2 separate regions of the Homo sapiens genome follow, and region 1 is linked to region 2. Evidence: read pairs that join two places in POLR2A ChIA-PET (ENCODE). Cell type or tissue: endothelial cell of umbilical vein. All regions are shown on one strand. Links, peaks and the distances in the headings refer to the core of each region. The heading gives the core; the rest is flanking DNA.

Region 1 (6,973 bases), core at 1,144-6,143, 130 kb after region 2:
ATCTTATTTGTGATTGAAGATTGACAGTTGGCTATTATATTCTCATTTATGAACTGGGACTATGACTATGACTCAATGGGCTGTAAGATTTTGTATTACCTAAGAGAGATGAAAAAGGTTATGGGGCTGCCCAGGTTTTCTTTCAGGAGCCCAAGTAGGAATAGCTTCCACTAAGTGGATTTGATAGGACGTGGGAGACAAAAGTAAAATTGCAATTTGATAGCACCTCACAGATTGCCCTTATTCAATGTATCTCATGTGTGTATATGTGTATGTATACCAAATATATATATATGTACCAGATATATATGTTTTATATGGGTTTCTTAGCTCAATTTAAATTTTAAGCAAAAATTTTAATACTTTTAAAGATTAGCTCTATTAGGAATACAAAATTAAGATAGTAGTTTAATTTTAGTAATTGAAAGATAAAATAAAACACTACCTTGTTATGATGAAGCCATAAGTATTTTAATTTTTTAAACCTAGAAAGATCAATGACCTCTGTCAGTTCCCTGGAAAGAAAAAAAAAATGTGAACATTAGCAACAATTAGTTCACACATAGGTAAGTCTGGGCATGTAGTTAGTATGGCTTCGTAGTAACTAGAAAGGCCTCTCTTTGTCCTTTCAAAATTATTGGCACACTCACCTGCTTATTTCAGAAATTCCATCATTATAACTTCATTCACTTGGATTAAGATTTTGTCAGCTAGTTGAAGCTGATACTTGAAAGGGAGCACTTTATCACATTAGCAAAAATTTACACCTCATTATGGCTGAATTTATTGGAACCTTAATTCAAAACAAGTTTTACTGGGGAGAGGACAAAGGAAAAAAGTGAAGCTGATACTGTACTTTCAAGTAAATGTGGGAAATGTAGCTGGGTCCTGCTTCAATATTGTCTGTGGGGTTATTAGTGTGGGGCAATAACCTTGAAGTATTTGGCCAGACTGGACTCAGATGGAAATTGCAGGACACCAAGAGACAGACACTGTGTGAAGTGCTTTATTCTCCCTTTATTTATTAATTATAGGATTAAAATATTACCCACTTCTCTTGAACTGTGTGAGATTCCACCTATCCAAGTGGTCTTGGTTCTTGTTGCTAAGGCAGCTCACTCATCAAAGGGGCAGATGTGGGTTTGGGAGAGGGCACTGTCTGAGGATAGTTGGTCCATTTGATTGATGTGGCCTGGAGTAGTTGGATCTCTTATTTCTCAGGGCAGAAATTGTGGAACCCAAGTAAGTATACATGTACGTATCTGTTTATTTATCAAATGCTTATAGATCACGTATTGTGTGCCAGGTACTTTTCAAAGCATAAAAATATCAATATTTATTATTATTACAGATATTAATTCATTTATGGCAAAATTTTATCACAATTATTTTTAACCTTGGGACACTGAAGGACTAATATTTTTCTAATTTTTATAAAAACATACATTTTTTGAAAGCATGCAACCATTTCTAAACAAAATAAACCTTTTTTTTGCCAACTTTTTATATTGAAAAATGTCAAACCTGAGAAAAGAAGGAATAGTACAATGACCACTTGTATAACCATCGTAATTTTTAACATATTGTCACATGCTCATACTATCTATCTAATTTATATATTTATTGGTTGATAATTTTCTCGGTGAATCATTTGAAAATAAAGTTGCAGGCTTATTGCAGGTGTCTTAGCTTAAGGAGTTCAGCATGTGTATCTCCTATATCAGGGCATTGTCCTGTGCAACCACCATACCATCCTCACACCTAAGAAGATGAAATTGAATTCAGTAATGTAATCTAATATGCCATTCATGTTCAAATTTTTCCCTGTTGTTCCTACATTTTTTTTGGTTTGTTTAAATCCTGTATCCCATTAACATTCATGCATTGCATTTTGGGGTGGTATAACCTTTGAGTCTTTTTAAAGGTAATCATCTTCTTTCCTTTTTCTCCCTTAACATTAGTTTTTTTGGGCTGGGCATGGTGGCTCATGCCTGTAATCCCAGCACTTTGGGAGGCTGAGGTGGATGGATCACCTAAGGTCAGGAGTTTGAGACCAGCCTAGCCAACATGGTGAAACCCCGTCTCTACTAAAAATACAAAAATTAGCTGGGTGTGGTGGCACATGCCTGTAATCCCAGCTACTTAGGAGACTGAGGCAGGAGAATCACTTGAACCCAGGAGACAGAGGTTGCAGTGAGCCGAGATCGTGCCATGGCACTCCAGCCTGGGTGACAAGAGCAAAACTCCATCTCAAACAAACAAACAAAAAAACCAGAAAACATTAGCTTTTTGGAGAGTCCAGGATAATTGTCTGGTAGAATGTCTCACATTATTGATTTTTTGGATTGTTTCCTATTGATCAAATGCAAGGAAGATCACGTCTACTTCTCAATTACATGGGTGGTAATTACTGAATCACATAAGGATCCAAATGACGTCAGTCTGCCCCACTCTTGATGAAGCTAAATTCAGTCATTTGGTTAAGAGGGTATCTGCCAGTTCTTGCCACTGTAAAAGTACAAATTTTATAATTGGAAAGTCATACATGAGGCAAATATCTGAGATCATGTGTGTATCTTGCTCCCTGACAACTCTTTACTCAATAGCTTTAGCTTCAATTGATGATCCTTACCTGAGCCAATAGATTTGGGATTATAAAAAATGATTTTCCTAATGTTCTTATTCTTTTAACATTTATTAGCTGCTATTCTTCTGTAATGAACATCTGTTCCCTCCTCTTCTATCTCATTCATTCTCCTCCCCACCTTCCCTGAATTTTCAAGAGTTTTTTACTTAATCCTTTATCACTTAAAACAATTATCAAATTCTCCCTTATAAAAGACATTTCAAGCAGAATTGTGTGTCTCTTTGATATGTACCATTAGTTTTTGAGCACTTCCCTGGCACAACTAAGTATTTCAGACTCTTCCAAAACAACTTTTTTTTTCTTTTTTAGAAAGGGTTTGGCTCTGTTGCCCAGGCTGGAGTACAGTGGCTCCATCTCGGCTCACTGCAACCTCCACCTCCTAGGTTCATGCGATCCTCCCACCTCAGCCTCCTAAGTAGCTGGGACCACAGGTGCATGCCACCACACCTAGCTAATTTTTTGTAGAGACAGGGTTTCATATGTTGCCCAGGCTGGTCTCAAACTCCTGGGCTCAGGTGATCCACCTGTCTCAGCCTCTCAACGTGTTGGGATTATAGGCGTAAGCCACCACGTCTGGCCTCAAAGCAATTTTTAGTAGGAAATTTGCACAAATAATAATTCATTCTCCTCTCTCACTGTATATATGTAGCTTATTTCAGGGAAAGAGTACTTGGACCTTGGGGCACCCTAACTATTACATGGGGCGATAGTGAGAGTACATTAACTTCATCTGTTCCTATGATAAATAATAAAGAAATCATTACATGGCTACATCAGAGTATCTCATGCCCCACTCAGAGGATTTCCCATAAAAGTTATTTCATTTTATTTTATTATTTTATTTTATTTTTTGAGACTGAGTCTCGCTCTGTCACCCAGGCTGGAGTGCAGTGGCGCGAAAGTTGTTTTAATACACTAAAACTTTAAAGTATTAACTGTGTCAAGTTACTGTCATTAATTTTTTCTTGTAGCAGTAATATCAATGTTGAATTTTCATTGATTAGGTAATGTAATAAATTCATTTTCATTTTTCTTTTTTAAAATTTAATTTTTAAAAAACTTTTACGAGCCCACATCTGATATCATATAAATTCACTTTTCAAGGGTACTTTAACTCTTTCACGTCAGAAGGGTTTATTCTGCACATAAACCTGTCCTAAATCAATAATGGGCTGTTACATTATAAGGTGAGGCCAGTCAAAGGATAATGAGAGGTAATTCTACTAATGATGGCTATGACTCATGCTGACAATAATTATCAACATCTTGTTACAATGTATGTTCTCCATGATCACTCAAGAACACATCGATAAGATGCTTTCCATTTCCCAGAGTCAAGAGAAACTTGGTAAATAACTCAGTATACCAGTGTATTGGCATCTGGACTGGGAAATAGTTTTTGTCCACAGCTGGATGAAATGGTAACTTAGTGTCCTTAAAATGTAAAAGGTGTTATCCTTCTCACAAGGAGTCGATTAATTATCTACTGTCAGGTGATCAATATCTCAGATTTCTAGTATTTTAAAGCTACTCTTATTATCTACTTACTGTAGTGATCAATAGTATACAATTGTCAAAATCATGAAAGATGCAATCTTTTGACCACATGAAATATTTACTGTTATTTTAAAACTAACTGACCTATATCGAGAGGCTCAAAGCATGACCTTAAATGTGTCAGAATGCTCTACCATACCTGTTCCATACTAAAAAATATATTTTTAAACATTTCAAACTGGTTATCAATTTATTCCTTTACTACCAAGAGATTCAGAGCCATTACAAAGGTAAACACTTTTCTCTGTACTGATAAACATATTTATTTATAATAAAATAAATATGTTTAATAATAAAGGATTTCCCCAAATCACTAGAAATAAGTGATTAAATTTGTTGATAAACTAAGGCATTTTCTTTACAAGAAGCTGAGTTCCAAAGATTACATATGAGCAAAAATACGTCAAGCCTATTTAAAAATAATACACAGAATTCAGAGGCATTAAAAAGCACAAAGTAAGGGGGACAAAATGTAGGAATAGGGTCATTGTGCTTAAAATGCAAACTTCAGTGTCATTTATCGGCCAGTGAGAACTGTGGTATCAGAGTCTAATCTTATTTATAACTCCCTTTTCCTCTCATACCTGGGTTCTATCTCATTCTACTCTATAGAAAAACCCAATTTGTTGTCTGCCACCTTGGGGAGTTCGAGTGGAATCAAAGTGGTCTGTTGATATAAGAGAGGGATTTTTCTACTTACCAGTAAAACTGGTATGGGGATTGGTAGAGGTTGTAGTATAATGGAGTTCATTATCATAGTATGTGGTATAATGATTCCTAATAATAGTAATAATGTTAACCATACTAATACTCATTGAGTGCTTGCTGTGTACCAGTAACTTTGACTAACTTTTACTAACTCACCTAAGCTTCACAACAACCCTGAGAATGAGGTAGTATAATTATGCCCAGGGAATAGCGTTGCCAGATAAAATACAGGATATCGGGCTACATTTGAATTTCACGGAAACAGTGAATTTTCCAACTACTATGTGGGACATATTTATACTAACTAAAATTATATTCGTTGTTTCTATGAAATTCAAATTCAACTGGATGTCCTATATACTTATTTGTTAAATCTGACAATCCTAATAGTGAGGTTATATGACATACCCAAGATCACCCAGCTGGAAGAGACAGAGCTGGGATTCAAACAGCCTGTCTCCATAATTTTTTTTTTTTTAATCAATTTCAGTATCTTGTCTCTCCAATAGAAAACTGTGGATTCCAGGAAGTGGTAAAATAATTGGAGTCCTACCCAGTCCTTGAGGGGGAAAAATGGAAAATAACATTTGAATCTGTGAAACATTTTAACATGATCATGATAACATGATACTCTTTCATTTTTTATGTTAAGTACACTTACTTTTTAGAAAGGAACAGCTCAAAGACATCAGCATCCCTCCTGTGGCCACATATCTTTAGCTGATCTTCAACTGCCTGATAACATATAATTAATCTGTCAAACTACATTCCAATGAACAAAAGTGCTGAGGCACTTGCAGTCAGTAACAATAACGTCTACAAGAAGATCAAAAGAAAGGTGAATATGGAGGTAACCATTCTAAACTGATAAATTCCAAGGCTACAATTATATATTATTTACTCATTTTTGTGGTTGAATTTCATTATCCTTAATCCTGGGCACAGATGTTTAAATAATTTTTAATCAGAGAGAAAAAAATATGTATGTGTACGTATACACCAAAAGCAAGTTTTTTTTATTCTGTATGAGGCAAGGTAATTTGGTCTTTAAAGAACTATTTTTAAATGATTCTTTGAACATGAAGAATTAGTATTTCATAGGTTTCCTATAGAGAATTCATGCAGTATCAGGGTTGGAGGTGGAGAGAGTAGGATAAAATGTATGTTATTATAGGACATTCTTTTTTGTGCCTATCACATTATGCTTGGCACCCAGTAAATTCTCAGAAAATGTGAAATGAATGAATACATGTCATTTTTCTCTGAACAAATGAATAAATACATTTTCCCTTGCTTGGCAAGCAGCAGTGACTTCGTTTCTCATGAGTTGCTAACATACTCATGCTGTGAGAATTTTTGGTGGAGAAGCAGCTTTTATTCCCATAGCTCTGTTTTAAAAATAAAACTTTAGCAACAGCTATTTAAATGCTTTACTTTTTTTTCTTAAAGTCCTTTGCTAAATTATAAAATAATGTTAATAGGCCACATGACCTAAAATAATATGAAAAAAGTAAAGTCTGTCTGTAATTTTCCATGAGAAAGTAGAGCTCACAAGACATGACAAAAGTGAAAAGTATAATCTTTGCAATCCTGGAATCTGACAAACATTGTAATTATCAGAGTCAAAACAATCACCGAATTTTAGCTGGGATTTGTTATGAATGGTGAGGTTATAATGACTTATAAATCTTTCTGGGTGATATATGAAATTTTGACAGTGGTTTTGCTATTTGGTAGAGGACTTTAACAGGAGTTATATTTAGTGCAATGAACATATTTAAAGAAATGAGGAAGATAGGTACGCTAGTGATGGAGAGCAGCTGCAAATGTATAGTCCTGAACTTCCCTTGATGCCTTGTTAATAAGCAAGCTGAATCTAGGGGCTTGGAGCATTCATAGGCTCAGGTTTAGGCATTGCCATCAGGGTGCTTTGTTATCCAGTTACACAAGCCGACCTGGGGCTTGGAAAAACCCATTGGATCAGGCTTAGACATTGTCATCTGGGTTTTGTTTTTTTTGTTTGTTTTTGTTTTTCTTTTTTTTTTTTTTGAGAGAGTTTTG
Region 2 (6,973 bases), core at 907-5,906:
ATTTTTGTATTTTTAGTAGAGACGGGGTTTCACCATGGTGGCCAGGTCTTGAACTCCAGACCTTGTGATCCACCCACCTTGGCCTCACAAACTGTTGGGATTACAGGCGTGAGCCACGGCGCCCGGCATAAATACACTTTTAAAAATGAGATCTAATTTTAACTTGGACTAGCAAAAATTTTAAAGTTTACTAATACTCAGTGTTGGCAAAGGACATAGGAAAAACAACCACAGACACCAACTTTGATGTAAAGGTTAAACTCCATGAAATACTTTGAGGAAAATTTTGGTGAGTATTTACTATAAACATTTACATGGGCATAACCTTGGTCCAGCAGTACTCTACCAGGAATTTATCCTGTAGCTATATTCACACAAGAATGCAAATATACTTGTATATGTAAAAGGATTTAGTTGCAGCATTGTTGTATACATAAAAAATGGAACATGAAATGTCCTCAAATAAGTTATAATTTAGGCACCAAGTGGAACACCACGAAGCTTTATGAAAGCAAGAATTAGATCTAACTGTACCACATTTCTGATCCTGGCTACCTTTCTGACGGTATATGTATGTTCAATACACATCTCGTCTCATCGCTCATTGAGTTCCAGTCACATTGATCTCTTTGTTGTTCTTCCAATAGGCCAGATAAGGTCTGGCTTCTGAGGCTCTGTTCCTGCCTCTCTTTCAGGAAAGATCGTCCCCAGCTGTCCACATGGCTATCTCCTTGCAATCATTCAAATGCCTCCCTGAAAATGGAGGTCTTCTCTGACCATCTCCACCAAAGTGGCCTGTTGTCACTAGCTCTCCTTACTTGGCTTTGTTTTTCTTTAGCAGTGCCTGCCATTTTATTATTATCTCTTTGTCTGGGGTCTATACCCTCCATGAGTGTAACCTCCACTAGGACAGGAACCTTGTAGGTTTTTATTCCATAGAGCTCCTTTAGCTCCTCCATTCTGTATCTTTTATATTGAGCAAAGTATAAACATATAATAAATACTTTTCAAATAAGTTGCTGGACTGTTATGGAAAGATGCTCAAGGGATATTGATAGTGGAAAAAAGCAAGCTGAATAAAAGAATGTAAAGTACTTGGTTAAAAGGAGGGTGTATAGAATATATGGTTTTCTATGCAATAACAATTTAAGAAGGCTACAAGAAACTGTTAATAGATTTTTTATCTTTTTGGTTTACCTTAATGGACAGGGATTTGAGTACTTTATACTATTTTACTGGATTTAATACACAATTTAAAAATTGCAATATATTATCTTTGAAAAAATGTAAGGCCTGCTCCACAAGACTTCTTAAAAACTGAGAATATGCTTGCTGACTTAAATATTATAAACTGAAAATATGTCTAGATTGCTTCAATTATGAAGTCCAAACATTCAATATAACATGCATTATTCAAGCAAATTATTTAATTACCTTCCAAAGCTTTTAGATATTCACTTGGAAATGTCTAGATTTCCTTAATTACTTATACCATCAAACAATAAAAAATTTACATTATTCAAGTAATTTAATTACTCCCAAAAGTTTTTTTTAAAAAATCCTTAAGAACATGAAAAAATTATTTATGTACCAAATTTTCCTTCTTACACATAAAAGAGAAACTTGTAGCTTCACATAATAAAAAATCTGTTTATTATTGAAAACGTCAAGTTAATCATTATTTTAGAAGAGAAACTAATCAAAAGTCACATAAAACAAAAAAAGTAATTACATGGCTTGAGAAATAATTTTTGCCAACCCTATAAAGTAAAATGAACTTAATACATCACGCTTGGGGATACAAAGGTTATTAAGCCAGAATCCATGCCCTCGAGAAACTCACTAGGAAGGATAAAATTCAAACATTTGCAACACAATGTAATAGTTCAAACAGTAGAAACACAGACCAGTGTAAGAATAAAGTAATTGATTGCTTATGTGTATGGGGGCAACAGCAACATATCGAAATCATTACAAATGCTATAAACTTAATCAATGAATTCCCATTTCATTTGATGGATGTTGAAAATAGAGCTTCTAATGCATCATTTATATTCACTGCAAAAGTTTCATTCAGAAACTTTCCTGCTGGCATTATAAACAGATTCACTCTGAATCAGCCAATACTTTATTGTTGCAAAAGTGATGATGATATACATATTATTGTCTCCATATCTCCCAAACACAAATATTATACAAAATATATTTGTGTTAGCAAAGAAAAATATGTGTCAAGAATTTGGGTGTTGGGTCTTGTACCAAGATGCAAAAAGAATGTAGCTCAACTGGACAGAAATCTCTCCAGCAGACTTCTCTGCCAAAGATGTTTTTCTTCTTTCTTTCCGTCCTTTCTTTTTCTTTCTCTCTCCTTCCTTCCTTCCTTTTTTCTCTCTCTCTACCTCCTTAGAGATGAGGGTGTTACTATGTTGACCAGGGTGACTTCAAACTCCTGGACTCAAGCAATTCTCTCATCTCAGCCTCTTGAGTAACTAGGATTACAGGCGCACACCACTGTGCCAGGCTAAAAATGGTTTTTAATTTGTAATTTCAAAAATTCTAAAGTGTGAGTCCTTCCTAAAAGTTTTGTTTTGGGGTTTAGAACACAAACTCATGGAATTCCCTAATTAACTCTTTGCACCTTGTTTTTCTTTTTTCTGTTAATGGAGAAGTACCACCAAACACAGCATATGAAAGAATTACTCTATTTTCAAATGTTTAGCTTTTATACTTACTTCCTTTCTAAGCATAAAAGTTTGTTTCTTTATAACCCAGGTATGTGGGCTTACTTTTCATACCCTCGATACATTCCATGTGGAGAAACACATGATAACATGTAAACATAAAAATGTATGCAAAGACTTTGGTATAACACCCAAAATTAACACAAACAAACAAAAACTCACCCACTGGTGGTGACAGACTAAATAAAGATATTCTGCTCTCCAAGAGTGTCTATCCTTTAGCTGTTACTATTTGGAGCAGAGGCCCCACTTCCCTCTAAATTTAGCTCTTCATGCTACACTATAATCTGCTCCAGTAAGGGTCAGCCTTTATAAGGTACTCACTAAGCCCTTATAAAAGCCCTGGCCTAAGAGAAGCAAGGACACTTTGAATAAGAAACTGCTCGCTTCAACCTAGGAAGATAACAAAGACAGTTCTATTAGGCCAATGTCAAAGGCTGTTAGTACACTGCCCTACAATGTATTTTCAAATCTAATAACTAAAAATACTTAAGTTTAAAAAAATAAAAGTTTAACAGTATCCTCAGAGACAAATCCCCATGGTGGTACAACCTATGCATCATGACAATTTGGCTTCTGTTTTAAAAACTATAAGCCACACACAAAATACACACATATTCTACCAAAATGGAACAGTTCCATGGTTTAAAATAATATTAAAATTGTATGTGAAATGGTAAACAAAATGGACTTAAGTATTTCACATGTCACCTAAGAGACTACATTTCTTGGATACTCCACAAGGTAAAAGAAGGCGATAAGAATACTAAAATGATCCAATCAATCAAATATTTAGAAACTTGATACTATATTAATGAATCGAACACTTTTGCATAAATTCCTATTTTAAGTGTAAATTGAAAGGTTTTTAGGTCTAACCTATTACATTTATTTCTGTTACCTACCTCAGTCTGTTAATCTTCTAACTGTCCTAGCATCTTTTTCAAATTCGGTCCCTTAACTTGCAATGAGACTCTGGGCCCAGGTGTGACAATGAGCCACACTGGCACAGATGCATCTCATAGCAACTGTGCACTAATCCTTCCAGTTACCCAGCCCACCTTAAGTGGATTAGCACCTTCGATGTAGACTGATCAGTCTTACCTGGGACTCTTCTTTAGTTCTCTCCATTTTGGAAAGAAACTGATCTACCAGAGGACTTACCTTCTAGTTGTCCCTACAAGGGAATGACTGCTCCTGTCTAATTATCCAGCACTTTGGTCTTAGATTCTATTTTTGACTGCTCTGGTATGACTCATCTTTGAACTATGATAACCTGCCTTACGTAACATGCTATATTACTAACATGTGCTATGCATATGTTATTCAAACAACTTTATGAGCATATATACTCTAAAGCAGGGAACACAACATTTTTTGTAAAGAAATAAAAGAAAAATATTTTACTCTCTCTGAGGGATATAAGGTTTCTGTTCCAACCACTCAATTCTGCTGTTACAGTGTGAAAGCAGCCATGGACAATATGCAGACAAATGGTCATGGCTGTATTCCAGTAAAACTTCATATTAACACAACAAGTGGTGGACCAGATTGGACCCCCAGGAGGTCCTTTGTGAACTCCTATTCTAGCGCATTGTATCCAATAGAAGTGTCTGTGATGATGGAAACGTTCTCTATCAGCACTATCTAATATAGTAGCCACTACTGATCCCTTGAAATGCGGCTAGTGACTAGACAAATAAATGTTTAATTTTATTTTATTTCCATTAACTAAATTTAAACAGTGTGGCTAATGGTTACTTATGTTAGGCTGTGCAATTCTTATGTCCCAAAACACTTAAATTTGATACAAAGATAAAAATACATCTAAAGAATAGAAATTTTTAATTAATATTTTTCAAATAAAGTAGCTCGAAGAGTAGTCTGCACAAATTTCAAAGCCAGGTGGCTAGAGTGAGGAAAAAAGAAAAATTACCACATTCCAAAGTAACACTCTGTGTGCAGTCAATACTGTTTAAGACTTTAGGAAAAAAAGACCTTTTTTTTTTTTTTTTTAAATATGGAGTCTCGCTCTGTCACCCAGGCTAAAATGCAGGGGTGTGATATCTGCTCACTGCAGCCCCGACCACGTGGGCTCAAAAGATCCTCCCAAGTAGCTAGGACTACAGGCACACTACCAGGCCCGGCTAATTTTTTATATATTTTGATAGAGACAGGGTTTCCCCATGTTGCCCAAGGTGGAAAAAAGACTTTGGAGTCTAAAAATTATAGGGCAACAACATAAAAAAGGATGAGTTCATGTCCTTTGTAGGGACATGGATGAAGCTGGAAACCATCATTCTCAGCAAACTATCTGAAGGACAAAAAACCAAACACCGCATGTTCTCACTCATAGGTGGGAACTGAACAATGAGAACACGTGGACACAGGAAGGGGCCTGTTGTGGGGTGGGGGAGGGGGAAGGGATAGCATTGGGAGATATACCTAATGTTAATGACGAGTTAATGGGTGCAGCACACCAACATGGCACCTGTATACATATGTAACAAACCTGCACGTTGTGCACATGTACCCTAGAACTTAAAGTATAATAAAAAAAAAAATAAAAAAATAAAAACAAAAATTATAGGGCAACAATATCATTCCCAAAGTATAAAACGTTTCATAAAGATATAATAACAACACACAAAACTCAATAAAATTGAGACACTTCACTGCAGTGTTCTCATGAAGTACTTTGTATTTAATAACAAGTTTCAAGAATTACCTTTTATTCTATATTTTAAATGAGTAAAATTATCTACTATTAAAATAAACTTTAAAAATTACCCATAACTATACAACATTTTCCTTTCCATTAATGCTAAAATTAAAAGAACAAGTAACATAAAATCCTTTACAGAAAATAAAGGAATCTAGGAATCTTTTGGGTTGATAACATTGTATTATCATTCTCTCCAAAGAAACAAAAAATAATTAAGTTGGTTCTAAAAGTTTAAATTATTGACACTCTAAGCAACAAACTAACTATATGCCTATAATAACACTATACAATTTGTTGCCTGAAATAACATTAGCTTGTTTAATATCCTTATCATGATTTTGTAACAGCCTCTGCCTACTCAAAATCACTCAGCCAGTACAAAAAGCTTAATTACTAACAAATACTATGAAAGTTGTAGTATTTATAATAATTGAAAAAAAATTAAAATTCAAAACATGACACGAGTTATTTGGGCTTTAATAACTCTTTATAAGGTAGATAGTTGGCACAAGTAAAGAGTCCACCATTAAAGTTCTTCACTGGAAAATATATACATTTTTGAGGAGAATATACTTTTTTTATTGTTTTTTTTTAGTTTTTAAGAGTTTCGCCATGTTGCCCAGGCTGGTCTCGAACTCTTGAGCTCAAGCAGTCCTCCTGCCTCAGCCTCCCAAATTGCTGGGATTCCTCACCTGATCCTGTTTAATGCTTTTTTTTTTTAAGTTATTTTTATTCTTTTATATTATTCAGGATAAGAATGAAAGGAATAGGGAAATGACAGCAACATATAAATATATATATATATATACATTTTTCTGAGACGGATTCTTGCTCTGTTGCCCAGGCTGGAGTGCAGTGGTGCGATCTTGGCTCACTACAACCTCCACCTCCTGGGTTCAAGTGATTCTCCTGCCTCAGCCTCCCAAGTAGCTGGGATTACAGTTGCACGCCACCATGCCCGGCTAATTTTTGTATTTTTAGTACAGACGGGGTTTCACTATGTTGGACAGGCTGATCTCAATCTCCTGACCTCATGATCTGCCCACCCCGGCCTCCCAAAGTGCTGGGATTACAGGCATAAGCCACTGCGCCTGGCCGACAGCAATATTTTTATATTAGAAAAAAGAGCATTTGACCTTATTTTTCCCTTAGAGCTGTTAATGCAAATCTCCTTTCAGAAAACATAAAGGCACCATGAGAAAGTTTTCATTTTATTATAATACTTCCAAAACTACTTTACACCTTAAACTAATTAGAAGACCTAAGTTGTAAATGCTTGAATGCTTGTTTTTAAAATTTCCTTTTAAATAAAAATAAAAATATTACAAAAATTACATTTTAAATATCCATGTAGAAACAAATTAAGGCAACTACACAATGTCACTTACTTTATCTCAGTGAAGCTATTTTCAAAAACTTTTAAGAAGTATAAATTAATTCCTAAAATCCTTTCATTCTAGGAATCACTTCCTGGTCTCTAGTTACTGCAATTCTACTTTTCTAAGAG

What was found. Peaks named below come from ENCODE experiments on the same cell type or tissue, not always from the same donor. Only the 100,000 strongest peaks of a DNase experiment are listed, where the experiment ranks them.
Region 1: POLR2A ChIA-PET joins it to region 2 with 5 read pairs; 2 of 35 experiments call an interaction of 5 or more read pairs at or near these places.

Annotation. Positions count from the first base shown.
Region 1 is chr7:16,531,169-16,538,141 of GRCh38, reverse strand. It overlaps LRRC72 (leucine rich repeat containing 72), which reads right to left. Exons shown (of 9, transcript NM_001195280.2): 2 at 5,574-5,647; 3 at 446-515. Among named protein-coding and RNA genes, the nearest start is that of LRRC72, 7.8 kb to the right of the region's middle. In endothelial cell of umbilical vein, for the core only: no CTCF peak of the experiment used is centred there; no DNase peak of the experiment used is centred there.
Region 2 is chr7:16,658,185-16,665,157 of GRCh38, reverse strand. The region is part of intron 1 of BZW2 (basic leucine zipper and W2 domains 2); the gene reads right to left. Among named protein-coding and RNA genes, the nearest start is that of BZW2, 15 kb to the right of the region's middle. RefSeq lists an enhancer at 6,823-6,973. In endothelial cell of umbilical vein, for the core only: no CTCF peak of the experiment used is centred there; a DNase peak (open chromatin) is centred at 4,007; H3K27ac peaks cover 405 bases.